Linked DNA regions of Mus musculus: region 2 is linked to region 1. Evidence: chromatin loops called from intact Hi-C (ENCODE). Cell type or tissue: left cerebral cortex. All regions are shown on one strand. Each heading gives the region's core, and the rest is flanking DNA. Links, peaks and the distances in the headings are about the cores only. Region 1 overlaps Tenm2 (teneurin transmembrane protein 2). Region 2 has its middle 240 kb from the start of Gm51890.

Region 1 (8,739 bases), core at 398-8,397:
TTTATCTCAATTCTGAGATACAAATGGCATTGTTCTGGGCGTATTTGAAACATGGCTAACTCACAATAAGAAAGGTTGCCAGTTCTGGATATAAAAGCTGAATATACAAATATTAGAGATGATAACCAAGCCCAGTGGATCAGGAAGATCTGAAAGATGGCGGAAAGCACACTTTTTTAAAAAGGGGAATAATAATTATTTTCTTCAGTTTTCTGACGGTTACTTGACCAGCTGCTCAAGTTCTGTGGCCTTACGATGAGGTTTGAATCATTTAAATGAGTCCTTTAAACAAGTATGGAGGGTGGCAGTGTCCCAGGTACTACTATGGGGATGACAATAGCATCGATGGGTGCATGCAGAGGTGTGATGGATGCTTAGACCTGGAGAAAGAGATCTTAAATACGGACAGCTCTTAGAGACTTGAGATGTGTATTATATGGACTGGGTACACTTTGTGTTTCATTTGCATGTTATAAGAAATGGGCGGTAGTAAATTGGAGTCATTTTCAAAGTGTTTGAACTTCTAAATAAAGGGGCTGGGATTCAGATCCAAGCAATCTGGCTCTAGAGTCTTTATTCCTGACTACCACTGATATTCACAAAAACATGAATTGGGCTAAAAGGGTGGCAGGATTTAATAGAAGTTGTTTGCTTTCTAAAGAACCTCTATCTTGTTCTCCTCCTCCTCCTCCTCCTCCTCCTCCTCCTCCTCCTCCTCCTCCTCCTCCTCCTCCTCTTTCTCTTCCAACCTGTTCCAACTGCCTATAGAAGACAGATGCTGGGGGGGTGGGGGGGGTGTATGTGGCAAAGCAAAACAAGTTCTGACAAATGACTTTTTTTTTTTAATATTCAGGATCAAAACCCTACATCTCTGGGGAGTAGTGGTACCAACTGAAACACATATTGCCCCCTTTCCTGAGAATATAGCCATGGATATACACAAGCACAGATAGGCATATGCAAACATGTGCTCACAGTTACATGCATACATATACACACAGGTATATGTGCAAGCCCACATGCATATAAACGTGCATACATGTGCACAGACTATATATATAATTAGTTAGTTAATTACGTTCAGTGGCACACACACACACTGCATCCATAGCTCTTTGTATTTTTGCCTAATTCTGTGCTGGCTACAATAACCAACAATTCTCAAGAAGATCCCAACAGTTTGGCCTTAAAAATAGTTTCAGCAAATGCATTTTGAAAAGCCATCTGAGAAATACAGACCAGCTGCACCTTTCGGTTTAAAAATTGAAACACTGGTCTCTGAAGTATTTCTCCACTTTCTTCCTGTCCACTTGCAGCCATCCTTTACATACTTACATCCCATTATATTTTCCCTGATTGAAAGTCTGTTGAGCATCCCGATGCCCGTCAAATGGTGGACAAGCACCTTTCATGTAAGCTATTGTCTTCTCTTTTTTAATCTTTCTGTTCCAGCAACGTGTGGAGTCATTTTCTGTTTCATATTCAAAAACTCTGACTTCCGTCCACAGGGTGATTGCTGGTGTAGAAAAAGCCAGCTCATGCAACCTGCAAAAACCAGACCGGGAAAGAATAATCCAGTCGGTTGGCATGCTTTTTCCCCTGACCCCCAAGAGCAAAGTCTTCCATTCTGCTCCTAGAAAGCAGAAATGCCTCCTGAACACATGTGGTCTCTGTAACTCTTTGAATCAGCAAACATAGCCAGTGCCAGTCTGACTGTCGATCTTAGCAAGGGAATTTCAGACGTGCTGGAGTGCACCAGACACACGGTATTGTCTGAAGTGGAGTTTGGGCTAGCCTATTAAATTCCTTAAGGAGCAAAAGCAACCTCAAGGACATGCCTGCAAAAGGAAGACAGGGGAACAGGAAACCTTGATCCTCTCCTCCCAGTCTTCAGCAGTAGTTCTGAAAGCCGATGTTTGGGGAACCCCTAATGGCTAAATGCACAGGAGCAGAAGCAAAAGAAAATGCTGCGATTCCGTTTGCTGTGAAAATGTTGAATGGTTTCCTTTTCTCCGTGTCTGCAACTTGGAATTCTTTGGCCTCTCTCATCTGTTTCCAGCTTGGTTGAGTTACGACCAATCAAATATGAGGAAAATTAGATTTTAATGGAATATCTGATTTTCATTGCTTAATTGATTTAATTGCAAGTTTCTGTTTCAGACTGGTAGAAATGCAAAGACTTTCAGTCAAATGTAGAAAAGCTCTCATTTTTCTGTATTTGACAATGACAAACTTGGTAAGATATCTTTAGCCTAGATTCTGGGACATTGGAGGAAGGTTGACCGGCACCTTTCTGAATTGTTATTCATACCCTGTATTTGTCTCTCTTTTATATAAATGCATAAAGAAATATGCATAAGTATACATATTCTATGTCAGAATCTTGTGTTTGTATTTGTTTATTCTGGTTGTATTGACTTAATTCTCGTGTGTTTTTGTTTGTCAAGGAGGACAAAATATGTGTGCTTGTAGAAACCTATACCTTGTTTACCAGAACAGCAAAGACCACAGACTGTTTTTTGTTTTGTTTTGTTTTGTTTTGTCTTGTTTCTACTGGGAAAGGGAAAAACAGCCAGAAAGGTCAATGTCTAGCTTGTGGTCAAGGTCAGTGGGCTCTGTAGTTGTCTAAGCTTTTCAGAGCCTTAAGTGGGAGCTAGTATATGCCAGTAGCAAGTCACACTGGATGCCTAGGACACTGCAATAAGAAGACTTCCTGATACAACACGAAAGGCTCAACACAGGTGTGGACAGCAGGAGTCTGTCTGTCTCCATGTCTCTCTGTCTTTCTGTCTGTCTGTCTCTTTCTCTGTGTTCCTGTGTCACTCTTTCTCTCTGTCTCCATCTCTCTGTCTATCACACACACACACACACACACACACACACACACACACACACACACACACCAGTCTGTACTGGTCATCATCCCGTCTTTAGACAGCCATATCAGCAGCCATCTTTGACCTTCTACATTGACTTTCTACAGTAGTGAACCAGGCAGGCATCTTTGTGAGATAGTGAAATCCCCTGACCTCGTTACAGTGCTAGCTAAGGACTAGACCTAAAAACATATTTTCTTTTCTTGTTTGTTTATTTGGTCATTTTGTTTCATAAATGAGGAACTTGCTATATTTCCTAGGAGGGCCTTGAGCTCTTAAACTAAAATAATACTCCCTTTTTAGCGCCTTGATTTCCTACGTGCTTAGGCATGTATCACCACCCCTTCCTCCAGCTCTTTATTTTGACCTGCATGTTAATGACCTGCATGTTAATGACCTGCATGTTAATGACCTGCATGTTAATGACCTGCATGTTAACTTTGTTGTTGTTTTATACCTTTACCCGTTCTGGGAAAGTTATCGTCTCTACATACATTATTACGTGTACAAGTGTGTCCATATGTGGGTACCTGTGTTTCTGCACACACTTGTGTATATGTGCATGTGTGTTTAGGTGTATGTACAAACCACTGAAAAATGCAATGCTAATTGTAGACAACCTGTACTTGTTAGCTACCTTATTTATTTCTTTGTTGGTCTCTTTATTTGAGACACAATCTTCAATGCAAAAAAAAAAAAAAAATCCTAGCCTATTTTTTTCCCTTTTCTCCTCCTCATTCCTAATTTCTGAGGAGACACCCCCCTCTGCAGTTGTGAGGATACAGAAAGCCTGGGGGCAGGAGCTCTAGAACCGTGGCATTCCATAGAGGTCTAACTCTGCTTAAGGTAATGGTGGATCCTCAAAAAGGTTGTTTTTCTTCAGATATTTATTTTTAATCATCTGTAAAATGGGAGTCTTAGTGGGCTCTAACTCTCACGATCATGTGAGTGTTCAATGATATAGTAGACTTCAAGTTCTTAAGTAGCTATCTAACATACATGAATTCCTTAATAAATGCAATGGATACCACGGGGCTCTGAAACTATGGCATAGGCTAGCCTGAGTACCTTGCAGACTTTAGTTCCTTTATCCCAGTTATACTAAACAGAGAGTGAGTCAGCTCATTGGAGAACATTATGCAATCTCTAGTGGCATTTTTGGTCGTCACGACTTGGGGTAGCTACTGGCATCTAGTGGATAGAGGGTGAGGCTGCTCAAATGAATGCACCACACAATGCACAGGATGGTCACCCACAGGATGGCAATAGAGTTGGTGTTGAAAAGTCCCTACTTAATCTAAGATTTATGTACATTGTGCTTATTTTCTAGGACAATCTGAAGCCTAAAGAAACCATAGTATTTCACCCTGCAGATGTAGTGTTGACCGCCACTCTGCCAAGCATTTGTGGCAAAAGAACTCAGTTTCTTCTTCCGTTAACAACATACAAGATTCTCCAAAGTCTCAAGGCAGAGCACTTTGTTTTCAAATCTATGTGAAGTAAAATATTTCCCATTCGTCAATGACTGACATCACATCTTTATGGTCTGTGCAAGCAGGACAGTGATGATTGTATTCTGGCATGTTAGAACAGATGTTGTCCAAAATATAGTGGTAGCCAGTGCTAGAAGACCAAACCTCTGCCAACTCTTACCCTTTGCATTGGTGGAGTCCTGGGGGAAGTGGACAGCTAGCATTGGCTGGCTGATAGGAGTCTCTCCCAAACCTTAAGGCCAAAATTATGGCATTATCGTCCAGTAATCACGTAAGTTTATTTAAATATTATAACCATTGGTTTGCTCGGCCCTTATAATTTCACAGGTACTTGTTGTTTCAGAGGAAGCCAAGAGATAAGTGTGAGATTAAAGAAAATATTACATATCAAGTAAATATAATCAAGTAATAGAAATAAATATCAAGGTAGTCAGGAGGAGGTTGGTCTTCATAATACCAAATAAAGATGTGATGTCAGTCATTCACGAATGGGAAATATTTTACTTCACATAGATTTGAAAACAAAGTGTTGATCAGCATAACCTAAGGCCTGGTACAGAGCAGATGTTCACATCATAGCATAGCTCACATTCATCTGCAGAACTGCGTGCAGTTTCAGCGGCAGAGATGCTAGGACCCTCAGACACGCATGCACATACACACACACACCGCTTCCCTGTTTTAGACCTCCTACTTTATATCTAAGTAGAAAATATTAGCAGTAATTGGTTGGTTCCACTTCTCAACCTCTCAGCCTTTCCATTAACTATGGTCCATCTCAACATCACAGCAACTCTTTCCCGCTGTATCCCCTTGCCATGTGTGTAGAGAGTTAGCTGAATGTATTCAGAAAGCCAAGTGACTCCAAATGCCTCCCCTTCATTACGACCTATGGTCAAACCCAGATGTCACAAAACAATTTGTGATCTGCAGCGGTCACTGTGGTCTGGGCAAAGTGGCCACAACCATTAGTAGAGATCAGTTCCCAAACCATTTCTTTGTGAATGTTTATTACAGGACTCCATTTCTGTCTTTTTAAACACCGCTAAATTAATGGTAACATGGTTTGCAGTCCTCACAACTGTCATTTTAATTGTGACATTCGCTGGATTAAAAGTGCTCTTGCTTTTGGCTTACCATATGTATTTTTTACCCCTGTTATACTGACTCTTTGCTAGATGTAGCACAATACTTATTTTCAAGTCACAATGGGCGTGAAGGGTGGGGATGAAAAAGAATGGAATTTTTTTATGTAGCATGATATGTTGAAGATAAAGAAGCATTGTTTTCCAAAAGTACAAAATTGGACATTAAAAAAAAATGTGTTTGCAGAAACCAGTTATGTTTGGTGGGTAGGTGTTTTGTGCTTCAAATTAATATTTGTCCTTTAAAATAGCAGATGTTTAGCTGTGTATGTGGGCAGTGGATTTGAGTGGGCACGGCATAGATGTTCCAAGGGAAGGGCTGAGAGACAAGTGTGGCTCTTACAGCCAAGGCAATCCCCACCTCCTCCTCCTCCTCCCCCCTCTGCTCTGCGTTGCTGCTTTCTTGGCATTCCATATACGCTCTGTGGAACCTCACTTTTGAAAAGCATGAAGCGACATTTCCCACAGCACTAAAAGCTACGTGCTCAGAGTGAGGTCTTTTGACCAGCAACACCCTTGTCCAGGGCCTGGTTCGAAAGTAAGAAGTCCAGGTTTCATGCAGCCCACTCAGCCGGGAGGAGAACCTGCACTCTAATAAGACCCTGGTGATTTCTAGTCCCATTAAAGCTGAGATGCGATGGCCTAAGAGATTCCAAATATGAACTTTCCAGTGTCAGTTATTTACGTCTATATTATACTTTTTGTTTCGCATATATTACGTGAGGACATGTATCACCCTCTCCATGTATCATGAGAGAAGGTGGGTTTTTGTGTATTTGCCTGGACCTGTTTAGCATGTAGGTAATAAGTCCTGACCACAGAGGTAAGCAATCAATTCTTTACTTTCATACTCAGATTATAACCTCAAAGATGGGGACTAAAGCAAACATGGAAGCGTTTGTGCGCTTCTACTTTTCTAGCTGAGTGTTCTTGAATAAATTATTTACATCCCGTCCACCTCAGTTTCTTTACATGTAAGTTGCAATACATAATTACTCTCACATGGGTTTGTTAAGAGGATCAAATGAGATCCAACATTGAAAGCTGTCAGCATAGTGCTAATTGGTTTAGGGTGAGTTCTTGATAAATATTGGCTACTATTATATTAAATATCATTTAAGATAGTTGATTCTAGGCATAGTATACCCTAAAGGAGTATAGTCTAGCCCCACCTACCCTCACTCCATTTTTTTTTAATTAGGTCCATGTTCCTCAATTGGGGTAGATTTTCTTTCCTGAGGCATGGCATTGTGTAGACAAGCTACATTGTCATTCATCGGAATGAGGTACAGTGGGAAAGGGACTAGACTTGACATCTAATGGACAGAGAACCATTATGTTGTTAAATGTCCCAGGATGTATGAGATACCCCTGCATATAGCAACCAAGTATGATCTTGCCCAAAACGTCAATACCACTAAAAGCTGACAGGTTCTCTATTACTCATAGAGGACTTAAGCAGAGTAATCGTGTTTTCTTCAGGATTTAGACACCAGTGTACGGTCATTCCCTCAAATATTAATGTTGAGCCCCCTTGTCAGAATCCATCAACTGTGAGGCAAATCATTTCTCGGGCACCGAGTCACACAGTGGAGAACCTGATGCAGCCTGATTAACCTATTAAAGGTCATAAAACAATAACAATTACATTGCACATTTCATTCTTTAATATCAAAGAGAGCTAGGCTCTTTGAAATGTAAAACATCAGAAGTGGAAAGAATAGCGCCTTCAATTCCCCCAGGGGCCCAAGGTCATTGTACAAATAACAGACTGCTTCCCCTGTTAATTTCACTCCATCTGAGGATATGGAGGAAGTCACAAAAGACGGACAGAAGAAAATCTGGAGAGCGATGAACTTCTAATACCTGGGAACTGGGGTTAAACTGTGTAGCCTCAGTCCGTAGTTCAATACAGATGCTAGAAATGCAAAACAAATGTCCTTGCAGAGGTAGAGGGATACAGCATGAACTAGCCTAGCTTTCTTTTTTTCCCCCTCCTTTAACAAATCAGAAATGCTGCAGGAACTTCCAAGGACACATTCATTTCCCAGGTACTATTGCAAAACCAAGGGCGAGGAGGCGAGTGTTAGGTTCTATTCCTACTGTGAACAGAGTAGGCACACACCAATTTACACCTCATTGTTAAGAGAAACTTTATTCCACAAGTGAGACTACATTTACATCTTTAGTAATTAAGCTAAAAGTTTTTTTGGTTTTTTTTTTTGTTTGTTTGTTTTTGTTTGTTAAATGACATTTCCCCACCACAAATCCGGAAGTAAGTATTGTATGTTAAGTGGGATCAAACGCTAAAATGTACGCATTAGAACCATTGCCCACATCTGAGTGCTAGCACCATGTTTTAGCTTCATCGTTTGGCTAGGCTGTTCCCAGTGGTATCTGGGTTTTACAAGAGGCCACAATGACTAAGTGAAGCAGCTGAGATGCTGGGAAGGGGGCAGAGACATGTTGTTGGACAAGGCTGGCTCTTGTCACTCTCTGAAACAGTGAGCCATGATAGTGAGTTAGCAAGAACTCCCAGTAATTCTGAGGGCTCCATCCATCAGCCTATGTGCCAGGCTGCAGCGACGTCCAGCCATACATCTCCCACAATCTTTGCTCCTTGGCAATTTTCATTTTTAGGTAAATTGAACATTGAGAGCTGTATATTAAGAGCTCTAAGAAACTAGCATCCTTTATTCCACACACAGAAGACTCTAATTGACCTAAAAGGCATTTTCCCTCCTAGCAATTGGCATGGTTGCTATAAACAATACAAATATTGCCCTGGATAATATATAATTGCTGTGTGTCAGAAAGAAATTAGACACATAACTTCTAAAGACATTTGCACCAAGATTGAGGCTGTGGGGTAAACTTAAGCCATCCAGGGGTCTGATCTGTCCTGCCCTAAGAGAAATTCTTGAGTGCACACCTATGTTGAATGTTGAAGACTGCCCAGTCAGGCTGAACTTTGTGTATGCTAGATGGCTCTCTCCCATGAAAAGCATACAAAGTAAAGTGTTCAAGTAGAAGCCTGCATTTGGTGCTTCACTAGGTAAATGGTCAGACAAATCCATCAGGAGCCCACATTTTTAAAAAATGAAGAACCTTGTGATTTTCACATATGTTGAGCATAAATGTCAAAGAACTGTGGCCTTGCCATAAGGCTGTAAGTAGGGCTTGGTATATAATGTTGGCCCTGAACAACATGAGAAGGAAATGCCT
Region 2 (8,739 bases), core at 430-8,429, 540 kb before region 1:
TCTCTCCCTTGCCTTGCGTTTGTGCAGTTTGCAACTTGTTTCATGGTTTTCTGTGTATTTTTTTTTTTCTCCCTTCATCCTCAGATGAATGCTGGAACATTTAAATTCGGCACTTCGGGAGGTCATCATTAGTTGCATGAGTTTGGGGGCGGGGAGGGGAAGACTGGTAGAGTCGGCTGTTATTTCCCTGCAGAAGGACTTGACGCTTTTCTTTCTAATGTTCATCGCAATTATAGGGATTCTTTTAGGATTCATTTTAACATTGCATTGATGTTTAAGGTTATCGGCTCTCCAGGATTACAAGGCGGTTTGACTCAGTTTTAACAGCGTGACCAATGTCAGTGATTCCAGACCTACTGTACGGTACACGCTGCCTAAAATATTCAAAATTGCAGGAAGAATCCTTGGCATTCCGAAAGAGAATTTCTTTAAAATGCTGTTTTTGCATTACATTGCTGTAGATTTGCAGGAAGCAATAGTAGACACGGCTTTTCATGTGGCTTGCAAAGATAATAAACAGATAAGTGGCTCGGTGCATCTTCTACTCTACTGACTGAGCTATGGCTAAATTTACTTAATAATAAATTTAGGGCTTTGAAGAAGCAGGAAGGATGCTGGTATTGTTTTATTCAAAACTGTGAGGCATACAGAGCTTGCTAACCTCAGACCAGCCCTTTCTCAGCTCTTACTTGAAGTGGCATCTTGTCAAATGGGGAGAGAGAGAATAGTTTCTGCTGTACACATGGAATGAAATTATTTAAAATAGCCAGCATAATGCATGCAAATTGGACCCTTACTCTTTTCTTTAAAACACCAGAATTCACTCTGCCACCCTTGCTGCCAGGATCCATGTTCAACATTATTTTTAATATCACATTTAATAGTTCTTTGATGCAGTCAAATAATTTGAGTCCTTTAGAGGGTTTTGAGTAGTTACGATATTTCATTTGTCTTCCTTGTTCTTCCCCTTAAGTTTTCAGTTCCTGTTCAGTAGAAAAATTGAAGGGTCAATAAGTGAAGGTAAATCAGTCATTTAGAAGGGCCGGAGTTTAGAATTTCTGCTCAGCCATGGAGACATGAAATGGATCATGGAAAGTGTATGGCAGGAAGGGGGGTGGTGCTCGTGCATTCTCACCCTCAGATGCTCAGGATCTAAGCGCGGGTGGGAGACTCAGGTTAGGGATGCTCCGAGGCCCATGGGCTTTGCCCAGGGAGAATATTATTCTGTCACGAAGACTGCCTCTACTGTATGGTAGTCACCTCCAGAGCAGCAGGCTGCCATGGTATGGGAAGCTTGGTTTGCAGTCATACTGTTAAACTTTGCTTTGATGCAAACTTAACTGGCTTTGTGAGAACTGCAGAAGGCAGGTAGTATATTCAGGAGTAAAAAAAGAAAAGAAAAGAAGAGAAAAGAAAAAAAGAAACCATTTGTAAATTAAGTCAACTCTTCAGGTTCTGTTTTACATAAGAGAAAAGCTACCTTAAACCATGACACTGATTCACCTGTGCTGTTTCCCCTAGGGTTGACAAAAGCCATTCTCAAAATTCCTGAGATCAGAGCCTTATTTCTGCCCGTGTATGCTTCTAATAAAAAAGAGGCATCTTATTTGTAAAGAGAGTACTTCTTACTCAGGACTCTCTTGAGGTAGCAATATTGCCATTTTAGAATATTTTCATGGGCCCTTAAGTTTACCATTTTGATTAAATTGGAGGAGAAAAACACTCCTCTTCCATTCATTTAGGACAGTTTTTGACTGGAGTGTTTGCTTGTAGGAGTCATAAAGAAACAAAACTGCATGCACATAGTGAATCCTAGTCCTCTGACCATAAGGTTTCTAAAGCAACTTACTCTCCTCCTCCTGTGACCATTTCCAGGACAGCGTACCCCACGCAGAGCAGCTTCAGTAGTAGTCCACAACACTTCCAGGCATGGTCACTAAGAGATAACTGAGCAAGCTCAAGTCTTCTTTTGATGGGTCCATAGGGCAAAATATGCACACCTTTAAATACACACATCACAATTAGCTTCCATTTCAGCAGCCTCACAACCTCTGAAGCCCAGGAGTATGTTTATTTAGGGAACACGTTTCTTTCCTGCAGAGTTGTTTTTTGTTTTATCTTATTTTGGCTTGTTTCTCCACCCCAACCCTCTGTGCACTTCTAGTTTCCTGGCAACTTCTAGAAGGCTCGGATATTTTTCTGTTAAACTATTAAACACATCTATGCTTTTGACTCAATGACAAGCTATGCTACTATTCCACTAACCGGATTTGCATTACTATAACATGGTTCTCTATGATAGCATTTCTGTGGCTTGTTGGCATCACTGACGTTTGGTTTTGTTTTGTTTTGGGGTTTTTTGTGGTTGTTGTTTTTTATCATTAAGCTTGTCCTTAAATCTTCACTAAGACCCTTTAACTTCTGCGCCTGATGTTGATTTCAGGTTAAGGTATCAAAATAGTATCATCATCTTGATGGTAAATTAGGGAGTTCATTCTCAATTGGTCTGCTAGTGACATGTCAGTATGTGCAAAAAGCCTTGCACTTCCTAGAGAAGGTAACATTTTTTTTTAAAGAGGGCTGTGTAGAAAGACAGGTGTCTGAGGCTGTGGGTTCACAGACTTTGACAGTTCTGTCTGACTCTATTGTTAGAGTTCCTGTTCCCATCTTTATAAGAATGGAGATTTCTCTGCATGTCCAAAGTGTTGATTCTGCTAGACCTACAGACTGTTTCTTAACATTGATTGCCATTCTTTTTCGTTGTATGAGTGAAAGGATCCTCAATGTACCTGTGTGCTTTAAAGGAGGACCTGCATTGCCCTGCCCATTCCTAGATTTTTCCGTTTGACCTGACTGATTTGGAGAGGTGATTTCTGCTGAAATAAAATCAAGGTCATTTCCAAGGGCTTAAAAAATATATCCCTCCCCATCTGAGGGCTAAAAGTTAAACTGCTAGTAAGATTTGGAGAGGTAGGACTTACTGTCAAACTCCTTATCTCACACATGGCTATGGACAAAGCATTTTTTTTTTCCTCATTACTTGACATGGAGTAACAGTTCTAGTCTTTGATCTGATACTGACTCTTGCTAACCTCAATGTGTTCTTCACACTCTCCATTCTACACCCAGAAGAAGTGAAAGAGACTTTCAGCCAAAAGATAGAACCTGGATACTTGCATTTTTAAAAAGGTATTTTCAGTGAAAAGATAGGTAACAATATTTGATGAAATGAGATAAATTTTGCAATCAGGGAATACTGCAAGTAATGTGTATTTACCCTACCAGTCATTTTAAAGAATTTCTTCTGCTGAGAACAGAAGTATCTGCTCTTTGTGTAGCAGCTTTGCCAAAGTAGCCTTTGTTTTTCTGGCGTTTAGTTTGATTTAGAAAAGAAATGGTTCCATTGTTTAAGAATGTGTGCTATCAGCAACATGTAGTTGTTTTTACTTTCTTGTTCTCTTTTCCGTGCTAAGAAAGACAAAGCACTTGCTAATTTAATTATTTTAGATACACTGAGAGTTGTCTTGCTGATATTTCCAAAGGCTTCATAAGCTAAAGAAGCAAATAACTCGTTCACTAAAATCCGTCTGTCTCTGCAGAATCCATTCAATATATACCCCCAGTGTGATTCTGAACTTGAAGTAGTACAGCTTTCAAAAATCAGTTCCTCCATAGCAAACCATGAAGAACTCTAAGAAATTGTCCCCAAAATGAAGTTCCTTTTGATTTCTTGTTTGTTCTGGTTTTGTTTTGTCTTGTTTTTCCTGAAAGTCTTCCATTGGTCCATCTGCCCTCTGCCCTCAGCATAGAATGACAATCCTTATAGGCAAAAATGAATTGATGGGGTATGCATAGTATTTATGTACTGTGTTGGCCTGTGAGTGAAAAGAGAGCAGGTGTTTTAACTCTGTAAGTATAATAAAGAGAATCCCAAACAAAACAATGCATGTGATATGTTAAAGTCAAGTCTATTTCTCCTGGTAAAGATTTCTGCCCCCTACCACTCTGACCAATGTGACCAGGATGGACCAGTCGACTACGTCCTTCATATTACTAACAGCGTGTAGCCCGTGCTAGGATATACATGCATGATAAGTGCTGAACAGCCAAGTCTGTGTTGGAAACTACAGTGCTGTGTGTTTGGGAAGAGAGCTGGTTCCTCTGAGGTGCTCAGGTCCCAGGACTGGCCTGCAGTCTGGAAGAGGCTTGAATCTGCAGTTCTACTGACTTGTGGGCTGTGCCCCCTGCTACTCTGTCTTCTCGGAAGTGGCTCTGCCACATATTTTGGGACATAGATATTTTGGGAAGTTTTTCTGCTTGCTTGTTCTTATCATTTCAGGAGAACTCAATGTAGATTTGCAAAAGTTTATAACTCAGCTTTCAGAAAGTATATGTTATTCCATGAGTATTTTCCTTTTAGTGCTCTATAAGATTAGGCTTGTTTTATAAATCACACTAGACATTTTGCGGTATACATCTCAGTTAGTATGACCTTTGTATTTATAGAAAAGAGAAATTTGTACCCTAACAAGTAATAATGAATTTAGGAATGTGGCTCAAAAGAATAAGTCATAAATTAATTTATTTATTTAGGTTCCTCAGTCTTTACTTATTAGAAAGTAAAAGTTAAAGCCAGAGTATTAGTCATATGAAAGCGGTAAAGTCGAAACTCAGAGTGGTATATTGATTGTAAATCATGACAGAGGCAGGATTCATTTGGTAGATGCTTATATTGAAATGCTGTTTTTTTATTGTTGCTTCCAGTTTAGTTGGTACCTAATGTTTTGATCTCTCCTGCCTCAAGGAGAGGCATAGAGTCCATGTAGAAGACGTATACAGGGAAAGGAACATCATTTTGGCAGAGATTAAGAACATCCTATACTATAAAATAATCATTTCAAAAACATAGATGTTAAGTACTTCTGATTGTATTTGGATCGTTTCTTCAAGCTACATCAAAATTTCAGTATTGAAAACAACTTAAGTATGGTTTTTAAATGGTTTCCAAGAAGGAAACACACCACAGAAGCTCTCCTTACCTGTGCCTATAGAAATCTGGGTATCAGGAACACCACAGCATACTTTTTACTACAGACTTTTTGCAACTGGCTTTAAATTATTAACCATGATCATTTTTAAAGCCTTGAAAATATCAAAATATCGGGGCATTTGAATATTCGCTACACATTTCAGTAGAAATTACTTAGAAATGCAGAAAAACAATAACTATACTACAGTGCATTTTAGTCTTTATCTTACTTTATTCCTGCATGGTCAGGACTGTGATTCCCACACACAAGCCAGGTCCTGTGCCTCTGGTGGTAGAAGCAGCCTGAAGTCAAAAGGATATACAGGAACTCAAATGGGAAGAGAAATAGGTGCTTTCTTTACAAAGCAAGATAATGCTGTGTTCTTTGTGTAGGGTATATTGGAAGAGTTATTTAATTTCCTTTCATTTTTGTATTTGCTTAGGCAGTAATTGTACACAGAGATCTGTGCATTCTCTGTCTTCTAGTATGTTCAAGATGTTTCTATTCATGTAGCCTTGGCTCATGTGATACCTCGGACTGGGGACCTTAAGCAAGGCTTGGGACTGTCAGCACTAGCTAAGTAGAAGTTCGAGAGAAAGACAGTGTGAGCTGGGGTGGGGGGGGTAGAGGGTCTATAAGTTAAAAAAAAATGTGTTCTATGATTGGTTACACTTTTTTTATTAGTCATTCCTGCAGTTTTATTTATATTTTTTGACTGAAACATCTTGAGAAAGCACAAACTGCTTCTCTCCATTTTAACCCTACAAATAACATAGTTATTGCAGAGACATTTCACAGTGCTTGGGGGGGGGGTACAATTTGTAGGACCCAGCATCTAATTTTTCTATTTTCTAATCCTGTTTATATATCCCTACACACCATCAGAGCCAGTCAGATGAAACCAATTACTAAGAGGAAAAAAAATCAAATTTATTTATTATATTTATTGGATGTGTCTGTTGCTTAATTATCCATTGGCAAATTTGCATGTGGCTACAGAGAAGGCAGTGGATGAGTGTGGAAGAAAGATCAATCATCAATCTCTCAACTCCATAAGGTAGCCATGAAAATAAAGAGGGCAGAATCAACTTGTCCTCTCCCCTTGTTCTTAGGGTGAGAATCTAAAACCTGACAGAAAGATATCATTTGAAAATAAAGGTGCATCTGTGTTGACATAGGAAAATACAGAAAAACTGGAAGATAGGACTTTTCTATGCAATCCACAGCCTTATGAAGTCTAAAATGCATTAGCTTTTTGGAAACACATGGTAGTTTGGATGTTTAAAGTGGAGATTGGAAATCAGGATCAATTTTCTAGCCAAGTAGATGATGGAGTCCATCTAGGGGAAGGATTATAAGTTGGGGGTCAAAATGAAAGGATAGAGAGGTAAAATGTGAGGCTGACTAATAAGAGTGAAGGCAAGCTAAGTGGTGGACACTTTCCTAGCAGGGGCAAGGCTCTGCATTTGTTCTTCAGTCCCAGTTCTGGGATGGGAGAGGCAGAGAGAATAAGGGGAATACTAGACAATGGAAAATAAGATGGTGTGTGTAAGACAGCATTGCTACACTTAAAAGAGGTTGCTGTAGTTGGCGTTTGGTGGTATGGAAAGATGCAGGCAGGCCGGCAGGTTCTTATTTCTCTTCTGTGTTTTCACTTAAAATTCTTTCTGCAACCAATCCTGGTTATCTCATCTTTTACCCTGTTACTCTAACAGAATGAATCCTGAGTGTCATTTCTCCCTTCACTTTCTAGCCACATGTCATCATAGTTTTGCAAACTTACTAAGGTGGACATTTCTTTTCAACGTGGGCGGAGGCTGAACTGGTCACTCTTTCATGGAGATTTGACAAAGCCAAATTGATAAGAGAAATATTTATATCCCTCTTCCCCTGAAAGGACAGGTACATTGTTATGTCTGGCCCATTCTGACCTTCCAAGGTAGAAACTTCAGGGAAGAAAACACCCCTTTGGAACTTAAAGACACTTGAAAGCTTTCTTCTAGGTCTCACTGAACAAGATTTGGTGTCAGAGGTACACTGTGGATGTCATTTGGAGAAAGTGCTAGCTAAATTGTCATTTGTTGCTAATTTCCATTGGTTTGGGGAAGCTTCTATCAAAGAGGCTATCCCAGCATTGGAGATTAGGATTTCTTTCTCTCTCTTTTTTTCCCCCTCTACATTTTGTCTGCAGAGAAATTAAAATGCCAACACGATTCTTGAGTATTGAAAGGAAGGGTGTGTGATCCTTGTAGACTCGGTGAGAAACATGTTAAAGATTAAGCATAACTCTATAGTTCTTCTAATCTTAACGTTAAACATTATCTTATAGTACCTTTTCTTGCAGAATAAACGTTGCTTGTAGCTGGATTCACTGCAGAAGCCAAATAGTGAATAGAGATAGAGGCTGAACTCTCGTTCCCACAGCAACAATTTTTCACTAAGCTATTCCCTAAGGCCAGTCTAGGTATATGAGGGGCACTGCTTCTTTTTATATGATTTGTGTATGTTCCCATAGATTGTGAAGTCTATTTCTGGGCAATTTTCAAGTTAAAATTGTGTTACGGCTACCCGGAAGGTTGTCATTTCTTGGTTTTTCTCTTGTCAGTCAATTCATAAGTGTTATTAAGCCCCCATGGGGTACACACAGAATCACACACAGTTTAGCGTATGTGTGTGTGAGGATTATGGCCCTGTGGTCTAGAAGCTTAGGTAAAAGAATATTACGTAGATGCATGTCTATATTTTTAAAATAAGGTTTTTAACCTAAGACGTTCAGAAAAGTTTGTCACCATGTTGCTACCCTTTTCTGATTTATTTATTTACCTATTCATCTTGGCACATGTTTACAGTGCACATTTTGCAGCATTTCCTTGCAACTTCAAATGTATTCATTCTGTGAAAAGCATGGCTTTAGGTGAGGTCAGGAATCTAATGTGTCAGCTTTCTTTCTTCTTTATTTCTATTTAAAAAAAATTCAGATAACTAATAACAGGCATGTTTACCTAAAGGGTGAGGCTGGAAGGTGAGTATTAGACTGTGTCTCTGGCTGCACAGGTTAGGTTGTTCTCAACTTCGAGGTTTCAGAATAAGAAGATATCCCAGAGCTGAAGCTTTGCAGGATGCATGCCTGTTGCCTGGGTGACTTGAATGATTGAGTGAGTGGCTAAATCACTTCCTACCCCAAGCTACCCATTTACATTGCTCATAAGTGATACATATACTTGCTATTTCCCCTAAAAAATTAAAAGGGAGAGAAAGAAGATAATTTTTGATAATTCCAGGAACTGGAAAGAGGAGAAGATGTTACCTCATTCTTCACATCCCAAGGGTGAAGATTTGTCTCTCGAGGAATCCTTTCCTCAGAGACCAAGAAAGGACAGGGTTAATACGCAAGTTCTTGGGTTTCCTTTTCACATGCTCATGCTCGTAAATTTATCTCTTATCAGGCCTTTACGGGAAGGGTAATATTCTTGAAAAGCAGGAGGTGAATATCTCAGAAACTAGATGGTAAAGGACCAGTGCCCCGGAGGCGCTGACCCTCTGCACGGCCCCAGGTAATAGCTTCCTGGACTTTGGGCAGTCTGCTCTGACTTTTGATATCCCCTGTCAGCTTCTTGATTAATGCTCATTTTGACCGTGGCTTTCACGATGTTCATATCTCATTTCCAGCAAATAGTCGCTAAACCATCCAAATTTCTCTTCCATCTAC

What was found. Peaks named below come from ENCODE experiments on the same cell type or tissue, not always from the same donor. Only the 100,000 strongest peaks of a DNase experiment are listed, where the experiment ranks them.
Region 2: it touches region 1 in a loop (5-fold over the local background); 2 of 42 quality-filtered maps call a loop at or near these places.

Annotation. Positions count from the first base shown.
Region 1 is chr11:36,688,151-36,696,889 of GRCm38, reverse strand. The region is part of intron 2 of Tenm2 (teneurin transmembrane protein 2); the gene reads left to right. Among named protein-coding and RNA genes, the nearest start is that of Gm51889, 5.0 kb to the left of the region's middle. In left cerebral cortex, for the core only: CTCF peaks have their summits at 1,925 and 4,074 (motif pointing left); DNase peaks (open chromatin) are centred at 1,834, 4,041 and 5,853; H3K4me3 peaks cover 501 bases; H3K27ac peaks cover 1,714 bases.
Region 2 is chr11:37,226,957-37,235,695 of GRCm38, reverse strand. It overlaps a transcript of Tenm2 not described here. Among named protein-coding and RNA genes, the nearest start is that of Gm51890, 240 kb to the right of the region's middle. In left cerebral cortex, for the core only: a CTCF peak has its summit at 5,312; DNase peaks (open chromatin) are centred at 439, 644, 1,173 and 1,902; H3K4me3 peaks cover 3,806 bases; H3K27ac peaks cover 952 bases.